Linked DNA regions of Homo sapiens: region 2 is linked to region 1. The links are chromatin loops, found by intact Hi-C in ENCODE. Cell type or tissue: endothelial cell of umbilical vein. All regions are shown on one strand. Links, peaks and the distances in the headings refer to the core of each region. The heading gives the core; the rest is flanking DNA. Region 1 overlaps STEAP1B (STEAP family member 1B). Region 2 holds the start of LOC401312 (a long non-coding RNA gene).

Region 1 (5,380 bases), core at 107-5,106:
CCCCTGGATGGAAGGAACACAGGATGAGAAGACATCACTTGGAGAAGAAATAGCAACAACCATTGTCACACCAGGCTCACCCCTACCCCCTTCCCTGGCAATCAAAAAAGCTGATGGCTCCAGCAGCTCCAGCACGCCCTGGGGACAGCCAGTGTGCTTCAGTCTGAGGCTCCTTCCTTCCCTCCCACTCGCTCCTGCCTGTCTTTCCCATGTTTGCCAGTGTCAGATCTGCATAGTGATCTTCCTTTCCTAATCCTGCTTCCTCCTCATCTTTCGCAGGTGTTTACCACAATAAATCTCCTGGAACAACTCTGTTCTACCATCTGCTTCTTGCAGGACCCAAACTGACATGCTTCCCAACAACAAGAAAAGTGACATTCCTTTTTAAAGACCCAGAGAAAATCCTAGTATCATGTTCTTTGGTATGTTCTGGAATCAAGGACCCAAGATTAATTGGTAACTGATTCACTTATTCAGGAATTCATTTAATCAATCACTTCAATAGGTATTAATTAAGCACCCATTGTATGCCAGGAACTGTGCTGGACCTTAGAGCTATAACAGTAAACAAGGAAGACGTAAGTGAAAATCTCATCTAAGCAACTTGTAAAATGAAAGACCATGGGTAGTCCAGGAAGGAAAAGCTGTCTCTGGGTGTGGCTGAACGTTAAAGCAATCTATCCTATCTGATGAGAAAACACACAAAATGATCATTCCAGACCACAAAGATCTCCAATTACAAGAAACATAACTTCCGCCACTGCTATGCCCTTTGCACACTGTACATAGTCAGTTCCTCCCACCAGGAGTCATCGGAGAAAGGAAACTGCACGTGGATGGCAGGACAACAGCACAGCATTGCTGGCTGTCATGGTAGCTGGCACATGCCAGCTCCTTTTTCTGCATTCAGCTCCCTCCTGCCCCATCACCTAAGAGCCAGGCAAAAACACTTCCACTCGGCTGGAGCCACCAGGACTTTGACCTACATAAAGTGCCACAAAAATCACCCAATTGAACAAGCTCTGGGCCAGAGAAGGAGCTGAGGTCCAGCTGAAGGTGATGTCCAGCCCAAGAGGCTGTCCCCATAAACTGACCCTCAGGGGGTGCTGAGTCCCACTGCCCTGGTTTCTCCACATCTGTGTGATATAAGGAAGCCAGAGACCACCACAGCCTGATGAGTTCTTGGAGAAGCCCAGAGCCAGTGGGCCTGTCTCTCCACAGAGTCACGCTCAGGGCTTTAGTTAAAGGATCCCTGCAGAGGGAGTGGGTTTGAATTCCAAATCTGCCATCCTCATCCTAGGACAAAGAGCAAGACCTTTAACGTCTCTAGGCCTCAGTTTCCTCTGCTGCAAAGGAGTGAGGGTACCTGTACCTCCCTCATTGGGCTATTGTGAGGACTAAATGAGATAACATATGGAAAGCACACAGCACTGTGCAAGGCAGCTTGAGAGGGCGTGAGCAGGATTGGTGAGGACTATTCTTGTTTGCCTGGCTCTAGCCGTTACCCTGACTTCAATCACCTCTAACTATGCGTCCTTCTATTTTGCCTGTTTCCCTGTTTTAAAAAAAAAAAGTAAAAAGAAAATATAAATTCCTTTCTGCTTTCAGAAATGAATTTTCTGAAATTATACCCATCATGGGGATTCCAGGGACCATGGACTCTTTGCAGACACACTACTCAAACCCATGGAGAAAATGTCCCATCGGCTGCCCGGGAGCCTCTGCCTTGGCCACTCGCAGCAACCCTGGGAGAAATAAGGGCCTCAGACAGAACAATAGCATGGATTGTGCCTCTTGCAGGAATTTCATCTGTCACTGAGTAACAGGTTTTGATCTCAGGCTCGCTGCCAGTTAGGAAGTGAAACCCTTTCCGGAACACTTGCTGTTTTGTTGGTTTTCCCCTGGAGATTTAATGATTTCACCTTGGAGGTTTTAGCTGATGAGCTGTGCTCTGTATGGAGCCTACCCATGTGAAAAACCAATCAGGTATTTCATGGGCTCCCCAGTATTCTATTTCGTGAGTTTGGAGACCCACTAAGCCAACAATTGGACACCCCCACAAGGTGTGCATTTGCTGTCACCAGAGCGAGCTCTGGGTCTGTCCGCGTGGCACAAGGAGAGCTGTTAGATCAGTCGTCTTCTCTAACCCAGAGGCCTAAGTGAGAGGATGAGAAAGAGAAAGGGCCATTGTTTCTAAAGACAGGTTCACCTGAAGAATTTGGACAATGATGCCGGTTTCAGTTTAAAGGGCCTTTGGGCAGGGTTGGCATTGGGAACAGGGGCTGAGGGAGCTTCTAGACTTTTCTGCATTATGAGCAGAGTAATTACAAATCAGCTCTGCAGATGACAGCACAGACCTCTTTGTGGTGGGTTCTCTTGGGCCAACAGCAGATTTGGAGCCGTGGAAGAACAGCGAGAAATCTCTTCACATGACCTTCATGTCTTCCTCCTGTAAACCGCATTGTATTTCTAACTTCAGATCAAGGGGACTGACATCTGCAACTCTTCAGGGAGGACAGCTGGGCCATGCCCCTTTGGGCCTCCCATCCTCCCCTCGTCTTGTCAGCCAGTCGTGCTGGGATCTGCCGGCAGCCTTGTGAGAACCGGGCAGGAACTGGCCAGCAAAGGCAGCTATAAATACTCCTCTTGGCAGCCAGCTTCACTTGGGAGCCCACAGCTGAGGGGCGGAGGCCAGCGGGAAGCACCTGCACCTCTTCAGGGTACATCCGAGCCTGGGCCTGGCTTCCCGCCCTCCACCTCTGAATGGGGATTTGGTCGACCTTTTCCGGCTTGGGGGAAGTCCCCGTGGTGATCCAGCTTCCCAGATGCAAGAGCAGCAGGGAGGGCACTGCTCTCCAAGCAGCCCAACCCCTTTAAACTCAAAGTCAGAGCTATATTCTCACAAGGGCTGATGAAACTGAATAGCTAAGGGTAAATGAGGAGGCAGGAGAGGCGAAGAGGAAGGGAAATAAGCTCTTTTATAGAATGCTTTTCTCCTCCTGATTTCACTTGTGTGGGGAAGCATGAAACAACCACTAATCAGTCTTTCCCCCTGATGAGTCGGAAACTTGACAACTGGAGAGTTTTTAAAAAAATGAATGAATAAATATTTCTTCTTTGGGCTTTATTTATGAAGCATGGGCTAAGAGATCCCTTGTGGGCATTTTAAATAACCAGAAGCAAGTCACAGCAGCAGCTAATGGTCAACTGTAAATGCAGTTCTGCTGTGCAGTTGTCGTTCAAAATGTGACAGTATTTAAAAGCTGGGCTGTATATGAGATGAAGGAGTTCAAAGACCCATTGGATGACAGTTCTCATGCTTCTGCAAGTGAAAGAATCATCTGGAACACTTGTTTATGAGGCAGATCCCCGGTCCCTACCCTCTGAGATCTGATCCTATAGATTTGGGCCAGGGCCAAGAACCTGCATTTGAGTCCCTAATTCCAACCTGGATACTCTGGGACAGGACTGCGCTTTGCAAGACAATGCCCTATGCCAGTGGTTCACAAAGTGAGGTCCCCAACCTGGAGCCACAGGAAATTTGTTAGAAATACAGATTCTTAGGCCAACCCCAGAAAGACAGAATCGGGAACTTTGGGGACAGGGCCCAAAAATCTGTTTTAACAAACCTCCAGGTGGTTCTGAAGCCTGCTATAGGTTGATAAACACTGCCCTAAGATTTCTTACAAGCAAGTTGTGCAAACCCTGGAATACTGGCAATTCCAATGCGTAGCCAAGATTTAGAACCACTCTGATGGACACTTCCATTGGAATATGAATGCTAATCTCACTTCTATAACCCTTATTTTTCTGAGCACTCACTTTTTTCAGCCAAGATTAGAGTTAATAAGGTGAAGGGGAAAGAATGTGGGTTTTGTTTCAGGTAAACGACTCAAGCCTGGTCCCAAGTTGAACCCTCCCTGAACCTCAGTATTTTCATCTGTGAAATGGAAGGAATGCTGCCCACCCCACAATGGTGCTGTGAAGAGTAATGAGACAGTATCTGGGAAAACACTTAGCCAGTGGCTGGCACATTGTAGAAACTTGATTTTTCTGTCTCTCTCTACAATATTTTTTAGTTTAATTGGGGTCTGGAATGAGATTCTTAATTTTTATAGGAATATAGCTTAAGGGTTTGCTCTCCAGAGAGCATCAAAAGACTCATTTTAAAATTCATCTCTTGTTTTAGGGTAAATGTCTGAAGAGCTCAGTGAGCACTCTTGATGTTAAAGATGACTGGTAGCCTTAGTATAGAAGCAGCTCTAATTTAGCATGGCCTGGTTCCACTTTGTAACCAGAGTCACTTTCTCTTCTGGGACATCACTGATGTCTCAGTAATGGGCAAAAACCTTATTATATTAGGCACTTTGCACAAGCATTTCACTTCCTTAATTGGTCACCATTGCTTATTAAATGCCAGGCCAACTTCCAATACAGTTTGGTGACAGAGGCCTGTCATCAACTGTTATAAAGAAATGACTTCTTGTGTGTGTACTGGTCAGCTTGTAATTCAGTTGGTTGGAAGATCAGTCAATATTGTATATTTATAAAAGAGTAGATTCAGTAACCACTTTGGCATGAAGCATGCTGCCTGTGTTTTATATTTTATATAATACATAGTAGTTCTATTGACTCTAAATAAATACTTGACAATGACTGTTTTAATAGATTCCAAAGATGGAATGTCCACAAACACATCATTTGTAGGGCAAAGCTGACACAAATCACATTTGTGGGAGTAAAGTGGGAACTCATCCCTGTGCAATGGTCAAATGCTCCACATATTTTTGTTAGGATGGAAGGGTGTTTAGTAAGGTCCTTCATGTAATCAAGACCTGTCCTGGTGTGCAGCCATAGAAGCCAATTTGTTTTACTTCTGGTACACTGACCAGCATCCCTTAGGACAGGAAGAGATGGATATACCCAAATTGCATTGCCACCTAGTACTTCGGCAAACACTTACTGAGGACCTGCCAGGTGCAAAGCACATTTACATGCATGACCTCATCTAAGGCTCACAAACAGTTATCACCATCTCCTTTTTACAGATGAGCAATTGAGATGCAAAGACATGAAGGCATTGGATAAACGTCATGCAACCCATATTGGTTTCATTTACCCTAGAAGGGATTTCTTGCTTTCAGTTGTATTTACCCTAGAAGGGATTTCTTGCTTTCAGTTGCTGGTTTGCTTATTCATTCATCTAGTCATTATTCATCTATGGTTTATCATAGCGAGGCAACATTGTTTACTCTCATATCTCCTAAAACAATTTTAGAAACCTACATATCCTCTTGAACCTTTTTCAGATGAGACTTCAAGTTTCCCTTCCCGTGTTAAAATAGTTGCAAAGATGTAATTATGGCACGTAGTCAATATT
Region 2 (5,380 bases), core at 190-5,189, 220 kb after region 1:
CCAGAGGACGCAGAAATGCCTGGGTCTGAGGGGGCTGGGTGTGCTCGGCCTGGGTAGTCTCGAAAGTCGCCAAGGCTACCTCAGAATCCCCCGCCCTCCGGCCAAGCTCCTCTCCCCCAGGCGCTGCCCCACGCTCCTCGCCGCCCTTCCCTCTGCCTGGGGGCCGGCGAGCTTGTGGCCGCCCAGATACGCCTGGATCCTCGCCGGGACCTCGGTGGAGCGCTTCCCGCCCTCGGCACCCCTACCCCCGGTGGCCCAGACGCGCCCAGGTCCTCGCCTGAGGAAACTCCGAGGACACCCGACCTCCCGCTCTCTCTCAAACCGCCCCCCTTCGCCCCCCTGCCCGCGTCGTTTCTTTCTCCTGCTCTCCAAATGGCTTTTCCACACCAGAAACTGAACAGCAAGTGTGGCCCGGCGCGTCTGGGGACAGGGTGGAGGGGGACTGACAGTTTTACACTCTTCAGTAGTTGTGAGTGTTGTACTGTTGTGTGTGGATTGCTTATTCCCGAAGTGTAACTTGTTTGGAAAATTAATTGCGAAAGAAAAGTCATTTTTTTGAGCCCCAGAGTTTTCAGAATATTTTGCGCAATGCCATACTGATGCTCGCCTTCCCTTTGTACTCAAAAGGCTTCATTGAAACGAATCACACTGGTTAAAAGTCAGTTTGGTTTGGTGTCGTGGTGGTGGTGGTGAATGAGTCACATAGGTTAAAAACTCAGTTTGTGGTGGTAGATCTCAGATACTAAACCCACTGTGAGATCTTAATCAAGTGTCTTTACCTCTCTGTGCCTCAGTTTCCACATGTGTAAAATGGGAATAATTATAGTACCCATGTCACAGATTTATGGTGAGATGAAATGAACTCACGTATATGAAGCACTTGGTGTCTGCCACAGAGTGGATGCTGGAGAATGGCTCACTGCCATTATCCTTATAGATTGCCGCTCACCTCTGTCACCTTTTGCTCCAGTCTGTGGTGAGAAGTTTCAGGGAAGTAAAGCATGCCTCTGAGAAGGATGATACGTGGATTGAGTAGAAAAATGGAATTCCATGTTGGTCAAAGGGTAAAAATTTTCAGTAATAAAATGAGTAAGTTCTGGGAGTCTAACATATAGCATAGTGACTATAAATAATAATATTGTATTGTTTACTTGAAATTTCCTGAGAGTAGATCTTAAGTGTTCACATACACACAATGGTAGTTATGTGATATGATGGATGTGTTAACTTGACTGTGGTAATCATTACTCTGTGTATGTGTATATATGTGTGTATATATGTGTGTGTGTGTATATATAAAGTCATCACTTTGATATACCAAATTTTTATTTGTCAATTTACCTCGATAAAACTGGAAAGAATGAAATTTGAGAGTTTTCAAAACCTTAATCTCCATCCTGCAGGAGAAACATTTCCTTTCCCCTGTGGCACACAGGACAAAGTATAGGAGCTGAGTCAGGGACAAGGGCCCAAGCTCATGCTCCTCCACTAGCCTGTGGGTTGATTCTTGGGCAAACTGCCAATGTCTCTAAGCCTCAATTTGTTCACATGGAGCCAAGTGAGCCCCATGTGTATGAAAGGGCTTTGTACCCACTAAAAGCCTGAAAATTTGAGGTGCAGTTATTTTGAAAATACACAATTGATGGCCTATAAATAGAACAGGTGAGTTAAGTGGAACATTGACAACCATATGGAAGTTTATACAGTGCCACGAGAAAAGCTTGATTTTTTTGTTAAAGCTCAGCAGCGGTTAAATCAACTGCTAAAGGAACAGCCCCTTCCCAGAATGTTTTCTCTTTTTTTGAGACAGAGTCTCGCTCTGTCATCCAGGCTGGAGTGCAGTGGCACGTTCTCAGCTCACGGCAACTTCCGCCTCCCAGGTTCAAGTGATTCTTCTGCTTCAGCCTCCCGAGTAGCCGGGATTACAGCCACATGCCACCACATCTGGCTAATTTTGGTATTTTTAGTAGAGACGGGTTTCACCATGTTGGCCATGCTGGTCTCGCCCTCCCAACGTGCTGGGATTAGAGGCGTGAGCCACCGCACCAACCCCTCAGAATGTTTTCTTGATGGGGTTGCTGGCACTTGCTCTTCTGCCACTGCGGTAGGGTAGAAAAGCCCTGTGACTCTGAGGGATTCCCTTTCTTTCTCTTCCAGATGTTTCCTCTGGGATCCACACTCTGGGTCCTTTCATATCTCTGGAAATAAATTGTCCCCTTCAAATTCAAAGCACCAAAACATACTGCAAGTTCCCACAGTTCAGGCTGCAACTACTTTTAATCAGTTCTAAGAAATCTCAGGGAACCAAGTTCATCAGTTCCGTGACTTCAGAATAAGTCACCTAATCTCTCTTGGCTGCAGCTTCCTTACAAGGAAAACGATATACCTCAAATTCTGAGTCACATGAGCTTGGCAGAAATGTAAACAGAGTTTCCACTGTTTCCTATCTCTCTATCCTTTTCTGGTTAGTTCCATGAACTTCCACCCCTAGACACAGGCTGAAATCCACCTCACCCTCAGCAACCTTGGATTTTGAAGAAGGTGGGGCCTGAGTTGTTTTGAGTTCTCAGTTGCAAAGTGCTGTTCTCAGGCCAGCCCTGGCCTACCTGCCTAGAGCTATTGTTAGTAAATTCTTGCTTAGTGAAGAGACAAAGGAAAAATGCATGTCTGAATGGATTAGCTTGATCACTCATTCAACAAATATTTACTGAGTGTGTCTATTATTTACCATGGCTTACAGTTCTCTAAGGAGGTGATCCACCTGTTAAGTGGAGGTGGAGGGGGTAGGGGAGGCTTCCCTGAGGAAGTGAGACCTGAAGGAAGAAGAGGAATAGTCAAGAAAGCCAGTCCACAGCCCTGCAGTGGGAAAGAAGGAAGTAATGAATGCATGGATGGATGGATGGATGGATGGATGGATGGATGGATGGATGGATGAAAAAATGAATGATTGAATAAACGAAAGGACAGACCAATGAATAAGCGGTCCGGCCTCCCCCTTGGTTACTGGCACGCTACCCTCATTGGATTTCTTTCTCAATTAGCACATCCTATTGCCAGGCACATGTGATGACATTCAATCCTATAAAGCAGTTATGAGTCCTGGACACCTACCACTGTGATGAGAAGAGACTCCTGCAGCACTTACACAAACATTTCCAGGGTTCCTACTGGTTGGAAAGCACTCATTATCCAAATGAAGGGCGGAGAAATCTCAGACTTTTTCTACTTCAGAGGAGCCATTCCTTTCAGCTTTTCACATTCACCCCCATTTTTTCTAGTTAATAGCTTCCATTTCAGCCCTCTCCATTGTCAACATCATTGAAACATCTCATATGGGCTACAGAATTTTCATTTTTTGGGTTTGGTTTTGCGTTCTGGGTGTGTGTATGTGTGGTGGTTTTCGGTTTTTTGTGTGTTTTTTTGCAATAAAATCCAGTAAATACCATATAGACTTCAACTGTGTCTTTCTTTCATGGTAAAAAAATACTCAAGGGAGATAAGTTCACTACGTAGAAAGAAGAAAAACTTTTGCTATTCCTGAGAAGGGGAGAAGGAGGGAAAAACAAAAACCCCTGTAAATGTCACTAGTGACTAACTCCATCTATTTTTGGAAGGCCCTAGGGGGTTTTAGGGCTTTCCATGCAATAGATTAAATAGTAACATTCCTCTGAAAAGGAATGTGCAGCCTTGCTCCCTGGAGTGCTCACCTGCAACAGCTGTCATTAAGGGCCCAAAAGGCGAGTGGAGTTGATGGGGCCCACAGCGCACAAAGCTTCCATCTTCACCTCCACCAGCTCTCAGGGACCATAGAACATTGGCGTCTTTTAAGCCCATGAGTCAAGTGTGTCCCTTGTCTGCTAGGTTTCCCCAGGCCACTGTGGACATGTGACTGTGCCTTTTTAGCACCTGCTTCTTCTGTCATGAACTCCATGCATACCTGACTTAAGACAGCAGACCTCTCAGGTCAGATGCCCAGGTTCATTCCCATGAGCTTGCCCTGAGCCCTATCAAATCAATGTGTCTCCAAAGAAATATACCGCTGTCAAAATTTAGAAAGCTCGTTATTGTTAAAAAAAAAAAAAAATCACATTTGTATTATGCTGGTATTTGTTGGAGGAGGAGTGGACAAAACAGCAAAGAAATATGACCTGGCTGTGGTGTTTAAGTACTACCATGTTTAAAAGGACTTATACTTGGAACTTTGTTTTTTCCCATACCAGGTTGAAGGTGTTAGGTTAAAAATAAGTTTTTACAACGGTGGTTCATTATATGAATCTCTCTACTTTTGTGTAACTTCATGCTGGAAATTTTCCACGATAAATGGTTACAAAAAGAAAGATAAGTAACACAGCATTTCACATGCCACAGGATCCTTGCTGCTTTACTTCCCTTCTTCGGCTCCACTAAGACTCCTCAACTAGCAACCTCTGAAAGATGAGCTTCCAGCTGTGTTATGCCTTAACACCTGGAATCCCGGATGTTGCCACCGGAATCCCAACTCATTTCATTTCAGTTGCTTAGAAGCAGGGCTCAATTTTTTACATCTTAACATTTTACCAATACTTCCATAAAGGAACTCTGTCCTCACCATGATAGAAATTAAAGGTTCTATTAAAGTTTTTGTCTAAGAAGAAAATTACATATTAACAGGCATTCTGGTGTTATTTTTACCCTTTATTTAAAAGGTTAAGGTTCTAAGGACATTAAAAAATTGCAATAGTATTATTGGGAGTAAATTTCATTCCCATGTTTAGGAAACATGAATTAGCAAATGATGATGTCATAGTTGAATTTTGCAATACAATTAAGGATTTTATAACTACCTTAAGTCTAAACCACAATACATATAAGGCATGGAAAATAAATTCTATAAATGTCATTGTCACAAATAAAAAATCCATTGAACATTTACAAAGTTAATAATAATTCATAATGTGCTTATGAATAATCATGAAGGTGAAGTATATTAGCTTAAGAACTTCTTAAGAATTGTTATAAAAATTCCACATTCCATCTACACCACTTCTGGTTAGCAGGGGTATTCTACTCCTAATTAAAAACGCTTCTCTTAGCAGATGTTTTCTAATACACCCAAGGCCAGAACAAGTTGGCTTCCCCTTCCCTCCTGCCCTGTAGATGGAGACTGGCAAACACATGGATAGGACAGACAGCTGAGGACTGAATGCCAACCTTAACCAGAGCACTATCCCACCCCATTCCACAGCTTGGCCCTGACATCAAACCAGCTTCCTGGGCTCCAGATTAGAACAGCAAGCAAATTCCTCATGTTCCATTAAAGTGTCCTTAGATAATTCAAAAGAAAACCTTACAATCTGCTTGAAAATATGGGTCATTTTGAACTAATAGGATGACAGCCAGT

Evidence for each region. A loop is a pair of places that touch in the nucleus more often than their neighbours do. Peaks named below come from ENCODE experiments on the same cell type or tissue, not always from the same donor. Only the 100,000 strongest peaks of a DNase experiment are listed, where the experiment ranks them.
Region 2: it touches region 1 in a loop (2.2-fold over the local background); 1 of 110 quality-filtered maps calls a loop at or near these places.

What each region holds. Positions count from the first base shown.
Region 1 is chr7:22,442,863-22,448,242 of GRCh38, forward strand. All of the region lies in intron 4 of STEAP1B (STEAP family member 1B), which reads right to left. Among named protein-coding and RNA genes, the nearest start is that of STEAP1B, 55 kb to the right of the region's middle. RefSeq lists enhancers at 5,154-5,203, 5,214-5,283. In endothelial cell of umbilical vein, for the core only: no CTCF peak of the experiment used is centred there; DNase peaks (open chromatin) are centred at 759, 1,849 and 2,729; H3K27ac peaks cover 3,699 bases.
Region 2 is chr7:22,665,452-22,670,831 of GRCh38, forward strand. It overlaps LOC401312 (a long non-coding RNA gene), which reads right to left and starts at 82. Exons shown (of 5, transcript NR_122075.1): 1 at 1-82. RefSeq lists enhancers at 1-138, 139-745, 3,363-3,991. In endothelial cell of umbilical vein, for the core only: no CTCF peak of the experiment used is centred there; DNase peaks (open chromatin) are centred at 1,480 and 2,400; H3K27ac peaks cover 2,564 bases.